Linked DNA regions of Homo sapiens: regions 1 and 2 are each linked to region 3. The links are chromatin contacts, found by Hi-C or POLR2A ChIA-PET in ENCODE. All regions are on one chromosome and are shown on one strand. The core of a region is the stretch at or near the end of the contact, and the rest is flanking DNA. Distances in the headings are between cores, read along the strand shown.

The links. A loop is a pair of places that touch in the nucleus more often than their neighbours do. ChIA-PET counts read pairs that join two places held with the same protein, here RNA polymerase II (POLR2A). Pooled maps may share reads with other maps.
Region 1: a pooled map shows a loop between it and region 3 (2.3-fold over the local background). The contact joins two enhancer-like sites. A Hi-C loop is called at or near these places in 1 of 168 maps with a recorded cell type or tissue (MCF 10A) and 1 of 50 pooled maps. POLR2A ChIA-PET finds 5 or more read pairs at or near these places in 3 of 52 experiments (Caco-2, MCF 10A and OCI-LY7).
Region 2: a pooled map shows a loop between it and region 3 (6-fold over the local background). The contact joins two enhancer-like sites. A Hi-C loop is called at or near these places in 3 of 168 maps with a recorded cell type or tissue (HepG2, endothelial cell of hepatic sinusoid and motor neuron) and 4 of 50 pooled maps. POLR2A ChIA-PET finds 5 or more read pairs at or near these places in 3 of 52 experiments (BJ, Caco-2 and activated T-cell).

Annotation. Positions count from the first base shown.
Region 1 is chr17:65,471,080-65,474,418 of GRCh38, reverse strand. No RefSeq gene overlaps it. Among named protein-coding and RNA genes, the nearest start is that of LINC02563, 15 kb to the right of the region's middle. Within about 2 kb of position 1,683, at least 7 of the 41 ENCODE cell types and tissues checked have a DNase peak (open chromatin) inside an H3K27ac peak, as active enhancers do.
Region 2 is chr17:65,529,610-65,533,177 of GRCh38, reverse strand. AXIN2 (axin 2) reads left to right here. Exons shown (of 11, transcript NM_004655.4): 11 at 3,076-3,568. The coding sequence ends at 3,202. Among named protein-coding and RNA genes, the nearest start is that of AXIN2, 30 kb to the left of the region's middle. RefSeq lists enhancers at 1,096-1,608, 2,123-2,635, 2,636-3,150. Within about 2 kb of position 1,562, at least 21 of the 41 ENCODE cell types and tissues checked have a DNase peak (open chromatin) inside an H3K27ac peak, as active enhancers do.
Region 3 is chr17:65,292,109-65,295,904 of GRCh38, reverse strand. No RefSeq gene overlaps it. Among named protein-coding and RNA genes, the nearest start is that of RGS9, 160 kb to the right of the region's middle. Within about 2 kb of position 1,309, at least 3 of the 41 ENCODE cell types and tissues checked have a DNase peak (open chromatin) inside an H3K27ac peak, as active enhancers do.

The DNA.
Region 1 (3,339 bases), core at 434-2,933, 180 kb before region 3:
ATCAGATCAGAATGGAGGCAATTAAGTGAAGAAAGGTGTAAGATTACTGTGCCAGGTGAGTGAGTGATGCTCTATCTATCTATCTATCTATCTATCTATCTATCTATCTATCAAACAATCATCTATCTGGAATCATCAATAGCTGGAATAAAGGGTGAGATATTTGCCTGGTCAAAGTTGAGAAGATAAACTGGTATTCTGTGATCCACTGATAAGGGCTTGTCTGGAAACTGAATAACTCTGTGGGTGTTAAATGATCTCATCTGGATGAACTTCAGCATCTGTGAGTGCTTGATGAACTATAATTAGTCCTATCTATCTTGGTCAAGACTATTTGGGTTCTATATAATAGAAACTCAACTCAAACAAACTTAATATAAAAAGAAGAAGAAGAGGAAAAAGAGGAGGAAGAGGAAGGGGAAGGGGCAGGAGAAGGAGAGAGAAGAGAAGAGGAAGGGAGGGACGGAGGGAGGGAGGGAGGAAGGAAGGAAGGAAGATCGATCGATCAAGAAATCTTTTGGGATTGGGTTCAGAAACGGCAATTTCTGTGCTGTCCGACAGAACTTTCTATCATAATAGAACTCTCCTATATCTGTGCTGTATAGTGCAGTAACCACTAGCCATGCATGGCTATTAAACACTTGAAATATGAATAATGTGATTGAGGAGCTGAATTTTTTATTTTATTTTAGTTAATTTTTAGCTTTAGTTAATTCAAATTTAGATCTAAATAGCTACACACGGCTAGTGGCTACTGTATTAGACAGCACAGATCTAGATCCCAAACTGTGCTGTACCTCACTCTCCTGCGGGTGCTCTCATCAGCTTTTCTTAGCTCGTGGGTCCGTGTCTGAACCAACTGTGTTCACGGAGATTGGGAACTGTGGCCAGGTCTGGGTCACATGTCTGACCCCGTGAACAAGGTTCACCTTGTCTGAACCACATGAAATGGGTCCCTAGTGGAAATCCTAGTGGAAAGGGGATTTCTGTATGAAAAGTAGAGGAAAGAGAATTAGCTGGACCAGCAAAATCTCTATCCCTCAGAGACCACCCTCAAGGTGCCGTATGTCTTGCTGAAGAGAAAGAAGGAATGGGGACAGGAAGGATGGGCATTCGCCTGACAAATATTCATGGAAATCCTTGGTGCCAGACACTGCGTTGGATGCTGGTGACGCTAATGAAGAAATCATGTCAACAGCAAGAGAAACAGACTCTATGCTTATTCTCAGTCTGGTAGAGGAAGCTGACTCCTAAAGAAACAGTCACAAAACAGGCAAAACATCCCAAATATAGAGGAATGAACACAGCCTTATCAGGACAGCTAATTTTGTGTAAATTTAGCAAACTGCTGATGTGCTGAGAAGTGATTTCTGTATTACCCCCTCCTTAAAGGAGCATTAAGAAAATTGCTTCACTTCTCGCTCTCATTTTTTTTTTTTTTTTTTTTACATCAGAAAATAAAGTCCAGTCTCAGAGAGGGGCCAGAGTCTGGTGGATGGCTAGGCATGACTTGTCTAAAAATAGAGTGGAGGCTGATTAATGAATGTCTTTAAAACAGAGATCAAACCCAGAAGCTGTACCAACACAGCCGACATGCATTCCTCTGGGGCTTAACACTCCTTTAGAGAATTGCTCAAAACTGGGTTACTCAAGAACTTGGCCCGCATGCCCGACACTCCACTCAGCTAGAGAGGGAACAATTCTCGGGTAGTACTGCCTGAAGGTGGCATGGGGTAGAGGCCTCCAGTCCTCTTGGCCTTCCTTCCCAGTCCCAGTCCTGCCAGGGCAGTGCCTCTCCTCATCCCACCAAGCCCTCTGTGGGGTCAGGATGGTCTGCAGCCAGCTTCACCATCTCCCAGAAACCTGCCCCAGCCTTGGTTAGCCTAGACCTCTGGGTGTGGGAACCACAGGCAGCGGGGTTTTAGATTATTGAGGGATGTTTACTGACTATTAGCCCAAGTTATTCCTCCAACAAGCCTGTGAGCTAGATCCATATTAGCTCCAGTTTACAGATGGGAGAGATGAGGCACCCAGATGTCGATAACTTACACAAAGTCACAAAGTTCGTAGATGGAGAACTGGGATTTGAACCCAGGAACTTGGTACCAGAGTCCACATGCCTGACCACCTCCCACACTGTCCTTCCAGCTATCCTACAAATAGGTACTATCCCTATCCCCATTTTACAGATGGGAATGAAAATGTCTGTCTGATTGAGAGAAACAAACGGCAAGGTGGTTGGAGACCTGGAGCCCCAGGTCCTGGTTTGGGCTCTGCACCCAATATATCTGTGACCTTGGGATTGTTACTCACCCTCTCTGAGCTTCAGTTGTGTCATCTGTGAAAAGTGGTAGCATCCTTACCTTGACTTGTGGTAGCCATTCCTTTGAGCTTCTAGAACATGCTGGGCCTCGCACTGGTCACTCCACATGGTTTATCCCATTTAATCTTCCAAGAGCACTCAGAGGCTGAGGACACCGGGAACATATCCCAGGTCACCCACAAAGAGATAGAGTTAAGAATTTGCCAAGAATTTCCCAAGTCTGTTTGCTTCCAAAGCCCCTCAGTTTCTCTCTATTTGACAATAGGAGGCTTACATGAAGTAACAGGTTAAAAACCTCCAGGGAGAAAAACACTGTGCCTTCTGCCAGTGAAAGGTGGCTGGATTCTACTGATCAGCCCCAGGATTTCTCTGGGGAGTTGTGGGGTGTGCAGAATGTCAGCAACCTAACCTCTGCTTCTTCCCCCTCCGCAAATGCAAGGGAAAGGTCTCGATAAATGGAAGGCAGAGCAGGGGGCTGTGGGGGCAAGTGACCACAGACAGACTGTGGCCACCAACGCTGAAGGAGGGAAGACTGCGGGACCCACTGACTTCTGCACACCCCATTCTCACCTCCTCTCCAGAGTCAGGTGCATAAGTCAGGCTGTGATGAAACCTGCAGCCACCAAAGAGGTTTACGGTCCCTGCTTCCCCGCTGGTTGATAAATGATTGCTTTTTGGCCGTCACCTACCCCACCCTCCGATTTTCTATTTTGAAGCTTACTCAACTGCAGAGAGAATTCTCTTTGTCTCTTGAGGACACTAAAATATGGTACAAACAGTCTCTGATAATAAATGCCTTTTTTTTTCAGGGGATCAAAAACTCCCCAGACACTTTCAAAGCAAGCCAGGGTGCTTTGGCTATATCGTGGGGATAGCCTGGAATTCAGAGCGGCACAGGGGAAGGGGAGTTTGAGGACTGGATCGAGGTGGTTTCCAAGCTCCTCTTGTCAAACAGAGGGCAACTGGGAACAGAGTGGGGGAGGGTTGAATTCCAGACCCCAGGGCTAAGGGGTAGG
Region 2 (3,568 bases), core at 313-2,812, 240 kb before region 3:
GACGGAGGTGCCCTTGAGAAGGTCCATGCTGACTTTTTAGGGCCCTTGAGAGGGTTCAAGAGCTGAGGAGGATGAGGGCCAGCCCTAGGCCATTCCTTCTCTTGATCATTTCCCTCGTAAGGAGCAGGTGATGACTCTGCCTCAGTTCATCTGGAGTCCTCCCTTGCCCCTCTCCATGGCCTGCAGCCCAAGAGAATGTGTGGATTCTGCTCCAGTTCTGTCCCAGGTTTCCCAGGTTTAGGGCTCCAGGCTGGGACAAGGGTGAGACAGGGGCACCCTAGTTTAAGGAGGTGCTCACTCTGGGGTCTACACCCAAGACAGAGTTCCAACTCCTCAGCTGTGTGCTGTTGTCCCTGTGCCAGGACCACAGTCTATTCCCAGGTGTGAACCCGTTGCCGCCACCAGGGCCAGGGGTGTGAGTGGAAAACTCTGAATAGCACTTGGTAACCTGCCAGGTGGGCATGGGCTCCTGGACGGGGATGAGTCCACCTGCAGGGCTCTGAGACACCCTCCCCTCTAGAGCAGGCCTTGTATAGTTTTACCAGCCACCTTCATCTGGGAGTTAGTTTGGGCGGGGGCTCAAAGTGATTCTCTTTGGAGTGGGGAGGGGATGGAGGTTGGACTGAGCCCCTGGAGGTAACTGGCCAGCAGGGCGTGTTGCTGGGTCTGGATAGTCCCTTTTATACCTGGGCAGAGACAATTGTGAAAAGGTATCAAAGGGGTGGGGGAACAGGCCTGGCTGCTGCTGCTGCTGCTTTTATCTTGAAAAGACACAAGGTGAAACTAATGACACAAGTGTGTCCCTCTGGGGATTCATTTTGATCTTGGCTTTGTCTCGGCTGGACTTCGAGTGGAACTGCAGGTGACCTTGGAGAAGAGCCATGTGGCGCTGGCATAGGCTTGTGGGGAAAGTGCCTCCTTCAGCTGCTGTGGCCACATCTGGCTCTGATTTTTTTTTTTTCTCCCTGAGGCACAGTTAATAAGCCTGGCTTTGAAGCCCTGGCCTCCCCTTTAATGCACAAAGACTTGCACAAATGGTCAACTCTCCGATCCTCTCCAGTTCTTTCCTGAGTGGATCAGGCTGTGGGAAGGCCCTCCCAGCTGCCTTATCTCTGCAGGGCCTGAGCTAGACTCAGTGTCCTCCTGGGGTAGGACAGGGACACAGGGTGTCACGCCTCACCCTCCCAGCAGGGCTGGTGCTTCAACATCTCAATTTGTACAAATACATCCCCCCTTCAAAAAAATAAAAAAGACCCAGTGAGGTTGGGGCCGTGGAGCAGGGGTGGGAGGTGGGGGGGACCTGGGATGCGTTGAGTAATCTCAACATGGCAGGGGTTCAAAAAGCAAACAGTCCCTTCAGACGCGCCAGACGCTGTTGGTGCCAGATGTCAGAAGAAAGCAAAGTTTGCCACATGAAGCATGTTGCAGTGGAAAAGCCTGTTTCTTGGAGAAAATGAGGGCAGTGCAGTGTGTTTGAAGTCCTGGGGGTGGGGCTGAGAGAATGTGGCCTCTCTCCTCTCTGGAGGAGGTTGCAATTATGTAAAAGGTCGCTGCGTGTTTGCTCAGACATGCTGTGAAAGCCCAACTTGGTAAACCCTGGAGGGGTCGGAGCTGGGGCCAAAGGGGTCTGACGGAGGGTGGCGTTGGGATTTGAGCCTCTTATGTGGAGAAGTGACTTTTCCCCCCACTGTCCTGAGTCTCCTGTGCACAGAGCCCCTCCCCATTTTCTCACTGTCTCCTCTCACGCTCCCCCGAGAATTTTGACCCCTTGACATGACGTGTCTTCAGTGCTGCCTAGTCAGAGCCATGCCGTTGTTCACCCCACTGCATTAGCTGGGTCAGGAATGCTAAAAACAAAGAACCTTGACTAAACCCAGCTGTTCACTGTATTTAGCCTTATCTCCTACGAAAGTATTTGGCTTGCCTTTATTAAAGAGGGAAAAAATTGAGCTCTAACCAAGGGGAGTTAATTTTTTTTTTTTTAAAGGGAAAAGACAAAGCCCAACCATAACCCTGAGACACAATTAAATGCTTGAAAGGTTCTCCCATCCCCCCAGGGGACTGTGACCTTCCCTCTGTGAGTGGCCTTTATGGGCTGGAAATGACAGCTTGCAGGGGCAAGTTTAATCCCTCTGAGGGGTCTCCCTTGGCTGGGGACAGGGAAGGAAGAGGCCCTTGCTTAATTTCCTCGGAAGGGGTTTAGGGGTGGGCCTGGCCCAAGAGGACAGCAGTTGTTTCCGAATGTGGCACTCCTGAGAGGCCAGGCATTTGCATCTGTACAATTAAACAGCCTCAGAAGAAAGAACGCTGGGGAGGGATGAAAGGAGCCTTTAATCAACGGGCATAATAGAAGGGCCTTTGGTGTTTGACCCTGGAGGGATGGGATGGGAGAAGAGGCCTGGAAATGGGGAGAAGAGGGGAGGGCATCATGGGGCCAGTGCCGTCTGTTCGGCCCTGGGAAGCTGCGCTGGGCTGGCTTGCCTCCTGTGTGGCTGTGCCAGGGCCATCCAGGAGTGTTGCACTTGGGACCTGGAGGATGGGAAGGCCGAGAGGCCTTTGGACTGCTAAACCATCTGGAAGTCAGCCTTTTACAGACTTCGGCAGGTTCCGGCTCTCCAGGTGTGATGGGTTCAGGATGGCTGAACCTGGAGATAGTCTGGAGTCTCTTTGAAGGACCTGCTTGGCTCCTGCTGCAAAGGAACTGCAGGCATTTGTCCTTCCCTTCCCTCCCCCACCCCACTGCTGAAAAAGGTTGGCGGGGGGAAAGCAGCTCTGCTTTTCACAGTGTATACGTGTCAGGAGACAGCAGAGGTGCTGGGTTGAAGATTGCAGGTGGCAGGCCCAGCCCAGGCTGCTGCTCAGTGGGTGCCTGGCCTTCATCATCTCGGCCCACCTGCTTCTTGTGGTGTGGCCAGTCCCAGCTGCCGTCTTAAAGCAGATGTGCGCAACAGTGTACAGGCACACCTGCCATAGCAAATTCCTAGGATACCTCAGTCCTCCATGTTGGTATGCTTTTCTTTTCAACAATGTGGAAAATGCAGTTTACCAAGAAGCTTTTTTGGTTTTCCTTTTAAGGTATTACTTCAAAAAAGCAAGCGATGAGTTTGCCTGTGGAGCGGTGTTTGAGGAGATCTGGGAGGATGAGACGGTGCTCCCGATGTATGAAGGCCGGATTCTGGGCAAAGTGGAGCGGATCGATTGAGCCCTGGGGTCTGGCTTTGGTGAACTGTTGGAGCCCGAAGCTCTTGTGAACTGTCTTGGCTGTGAGCAACTGCGACAAAACATTTTGAAGGAAAATTAAACCAATGAAGAAGACAAAGTCTAAGGAAGAATCGGCCAGTGGGCCTTCGGGAGGGCGGGGGGAGGTTGATTTTCATGATTCATGAGCTGGGTACTGACTGAGATAAGAAAAGCCTGAACTATTTATTAAAAACATGACCACTCTTGGCTATTGAAGATGCTGCCTGTATTTGAGAGACTGCCATACATAATATATGACTTCCTAGGGATCTGAAATCCATAAACTAAGAGAAACTGTGTATAGCTTACCTGAACAGGAATCCTTACT
Region 3 (3,796 bases), core at 60-2,559:
TCTCCTTAAGCAAAAATGAATGTAAATGATTTGGCTGGGACAGTGTGGTCTTTACAACATCATTTGGTTATTCCCTCCTGTCTCACAGTAATAGTCCTCATTTATTTAGCCCTTCACACATACTAACTCATTGGATCCTTACAACACCCTCATGGGGGGTAGTAGGCACTGTAGTGGTTGAAGTCACTTGCCCTACAGCCACATAACCAGTTATAGCCTTAGTATTTATTTAGCTTAGGGACAAAGAGCTGAGGCCTTTACTATAGCAGAGCTCCTGCTCTTTGTCCCTAAGCTACATCACCCCTGTGTCCCTTAGATAGTTGGTGTTCAATTCTAGCATCTTCTCAAAGAAGGCTAAGCCTGCTGGCCATTGGCTAACAGGCTGGTCTGCTCTCATTTCCTTCTTCAAAGCTGAGCAGTCATTTGCTGCTTTCCATCATTGGGGATCCCCTTGTCATCTATGATGCCACTAAAATAATAGCTCCACCCTGACTTGTGCCAGTCCCTTAGGGACCCCTTGAGTAACATCACCACAGGTCCTGCTGGTTTGAATAGATCTGGCTTCCAAGTTTTCCAGCTGCTGCTTTTTTTTTTTTTTTTTTTTTCTGAGACAGAGTCTCGCTCTGTTTCCCAGGCTGGAGTGAAGTGGCATGAACTCGGCTCACTGCAACCTCCGCTTCCCAGGTTCAAGAGGTTTTCCTGCCTCAGCCTCCTGAGTAGCTGGGATTACAGGTGCCTGCCACCAAGCCCAGCTAATTTTTGTATTTTTAGTAGAGACGGGCTTTCACCATGTTGGCCAGGCTAGTCTTGAACTCCTGACCTCAAGTGATGTGCCCGCTTCAGCCTCCCAAAGTGCTGGGATTACAGGCATGAGCCACCGCACCCAGCCTCCTCTTGCTTCTTTAAGGGGGGGTGAGGAGCGGGCAAGTGGGGCAGGAGCCACGCAAGTTTGCACCAGCTTCTCCTGAACATCTTGTCGAATTAATAAGAAATAACTCAGATGTACTGAGTGCTTACTAGGCGGCAGGCACTATTCATGTGGACTCTCACTTAAATAGCCCAACACCTCTATGTGGTAGTAGGGTCTTCAATTATAGATGAGTGAGTGGCAGCAGAGAGGTTGAATCACTTTCCTAAAGCCCCACAGCCAGTAAGAGCTAGAACTTCAGTGCAAACCCAGCCCCAGCCCTTCCTCCAGGGGCTGTGTACTGAACTCCTCTGTAAATCCTGCCTGCCCTCAGCCTTTTCCTCCCTCCCCACTTCTCCCCACCTTTCCCCAGCGGGAATTGCTCCACCTTCCAGCTCCTCTTCCACTGTGCAAACCTGCACTTGCCCTTCCCTCCATCCCTTCACACTTGGTCCTGCCTGCCTAGTCTTCGCTCCTCTCCCAATCCCTAAAATGCCCTCTCCTGCTTCCTCCCAAGAAGACAGTGCCTGAGGAACCCCCAGAGCCTCCCTGAGCAACCTGGGTAAGAGCTGAAGGCCTTATCTACGTCTGCTCTGGTGCGAGTCCTCGAATAGTGTGTGATGGAGACACCTACTGGCTGCTCTGAGCACAGGCCCCTGGAAACCCAGGAACGTGGCTCAGGGCCCCCATTCCACCGAGAGCCTGGTGAGCAGAACCATTTGGTAGAGTTTCCTGTGGGTTCTTCGCTGCTTTTAGGCCAAGCTGGACGGGTCCCTAAAAAAGGCCTGGGAGGACCTTCGTCTTCCTCCTGTCCTGCCCTGAACACAGAAGCAAAAGGGAAGGGGTAATTTTGACGGCAAAGCACCAGCCCCCTGCACGAGGCTGATCCCAGCTTGGCAAAGTTGCCAGGAAGGCTGGAGGCAGGGCCATTCACAGCCAAATAAACGGAGGGTGGCTTTTCTGTAATGCAAATAGAGAGAAATAACCGCTTAGGGCAGGTTGATTTGTTATTTGATGTGGGGCGTGTGATTCTGGAAGGCCCACCCTCCTGGGCACGCTGTCTCTCCTCCCTCCCTTTGAATCAGGTTTACAACTCCTCATCCAAGGCTGGCACCACTTGATGCAGAGAAATGAGGCCCCCATTCTGGTTAATTGCCATCATTTGCCGGTTCAAATAATGAGCGACAAGTTGGATGCAGAAGAGGGGACAGCCGCTTCGTAGGAAATCACTAACCTAAAAGACAGCAAAGGAGATTGTTCCTCAGATGTGCTGCCAAAGACTGGGGGCCACCATGGCCAGCAAGACCCCTATCAGCGGAGGGAAGGACATTTGGGCTGGGCCCGGCCATGCATAGTTGTGGTGGACAGCTGTCTCTACCAGAACCAACTCCCATTGGATTTGTTCTTCTGAATGGGGGCCGCATTCCCCATTAAACTAACTAAGAAATATTTCTGAATCCACAGATGTGGCATGTACAGTGTGGAGGTTTTAGGGAATAGCAAGAAGCTTAAATAGATCACCATCTCTCTCCAATGTGGGAGGATGATCCCTCACTTTAAAATACGCTCTCTAGTTATTCCAGTGAGTATATTCACATAAGGCAAGTACTTTACAAACTTAATAAGCAGTGTTTACAGAAGATCTAAAACACACAGAAGTCTTTCAGACATTTGAAGAGTGAAGAAGAGCTAAAGAAATGAAAAACATTAGCCAGGCATGGTGGCTCAGGCCTGCAATCCCAGAGCTTTGAGAGGCTGAAATGGGAGGATCACTTGAGCCCAGGAGTTTGAGGCCGGCCTGGACAACACAGTGAGACCCCATCTCTACAGAAACATTTTTAAAATAGCTGGGCATGGTTGCTCACACCTACAGTCCCCGCTACTTGGAAGGCTAAGGAGGGAGGATTGCTTGAGCCCAGGAATTCAACAACAGTGCACCCTGATCACTCCACTGCGCTCCAGCCTGGGCAACAGATTGAGACCTTATCTCTTTAAAAAAATTAACTGAACAAAGATGCAAAGCTAAGGAGTGATACAGTCTATTAAGATCAGTTTGATACCAGAGTGTCCTCAAGACAATTGGATGAACGTTCCCAATTAATTGGTGCCGACATGTCCTAAAGATAAGAAAGGTCACCATGGAAACCCTGAAGGCTTCTGGGAAGAAGAGGGATTTAAAAGGGTCCTAACAGGTAAATAGGTTTTGATGGGCAGAAATAAGGAGGGCAGGATGCCAAGTGAGGAAGAGGCGAACAGTGCAAGGAAGTGTACCCATTTGGTTGGAACAGGAAGTAAAGCCCGTGATGATGATGGCCTCCTGAAGGGGGATTGTGGCCAGTTTGCAATGGGCTTTGAAGCTCCAGCGAATGAGTCAGGGCTTCCTCCTCCGGGTGTCACGAGAGAGCCATCGAAAATTGTTAAAGAGGGGTGAATAGGATTAGAGCAATGCGTCTGGTAGTTTGCAGAAAAGATGAGAGTCAGGAACAGTGGTTGAGAAACTGATGGAGCGGTACCAGGGTGGCAAAAACAACAGGACCGCGTGACCGGGTGGCACAAAATGCAGATGCCCATGGGACAGGGGTGTGACCAGTTAGTGTGGAGGAGCAGGCTGATTGAATCCTTCCTCCTTAGTGCTTTTGATGGGGTGAAATTTCAAAGACCATCTTTCCAAAGACCATCTTTTTAAAGATCATCTGAGGATGATCAGTAAAAATCTCAATTTAGGGGCTGGGCACAGTGGCTCACGCCTGCAATCCCAACACTTTGGGAGACCCAGATGGTTGAATCACTTGAGATCAGGAGTTCCAGACCAGCCTCACCAACACGGCGAAACCCCGTCTCTAGTAAAAATATGAAAAGTAGCCAGGCTTGTTGGTACACGCCTGTAAT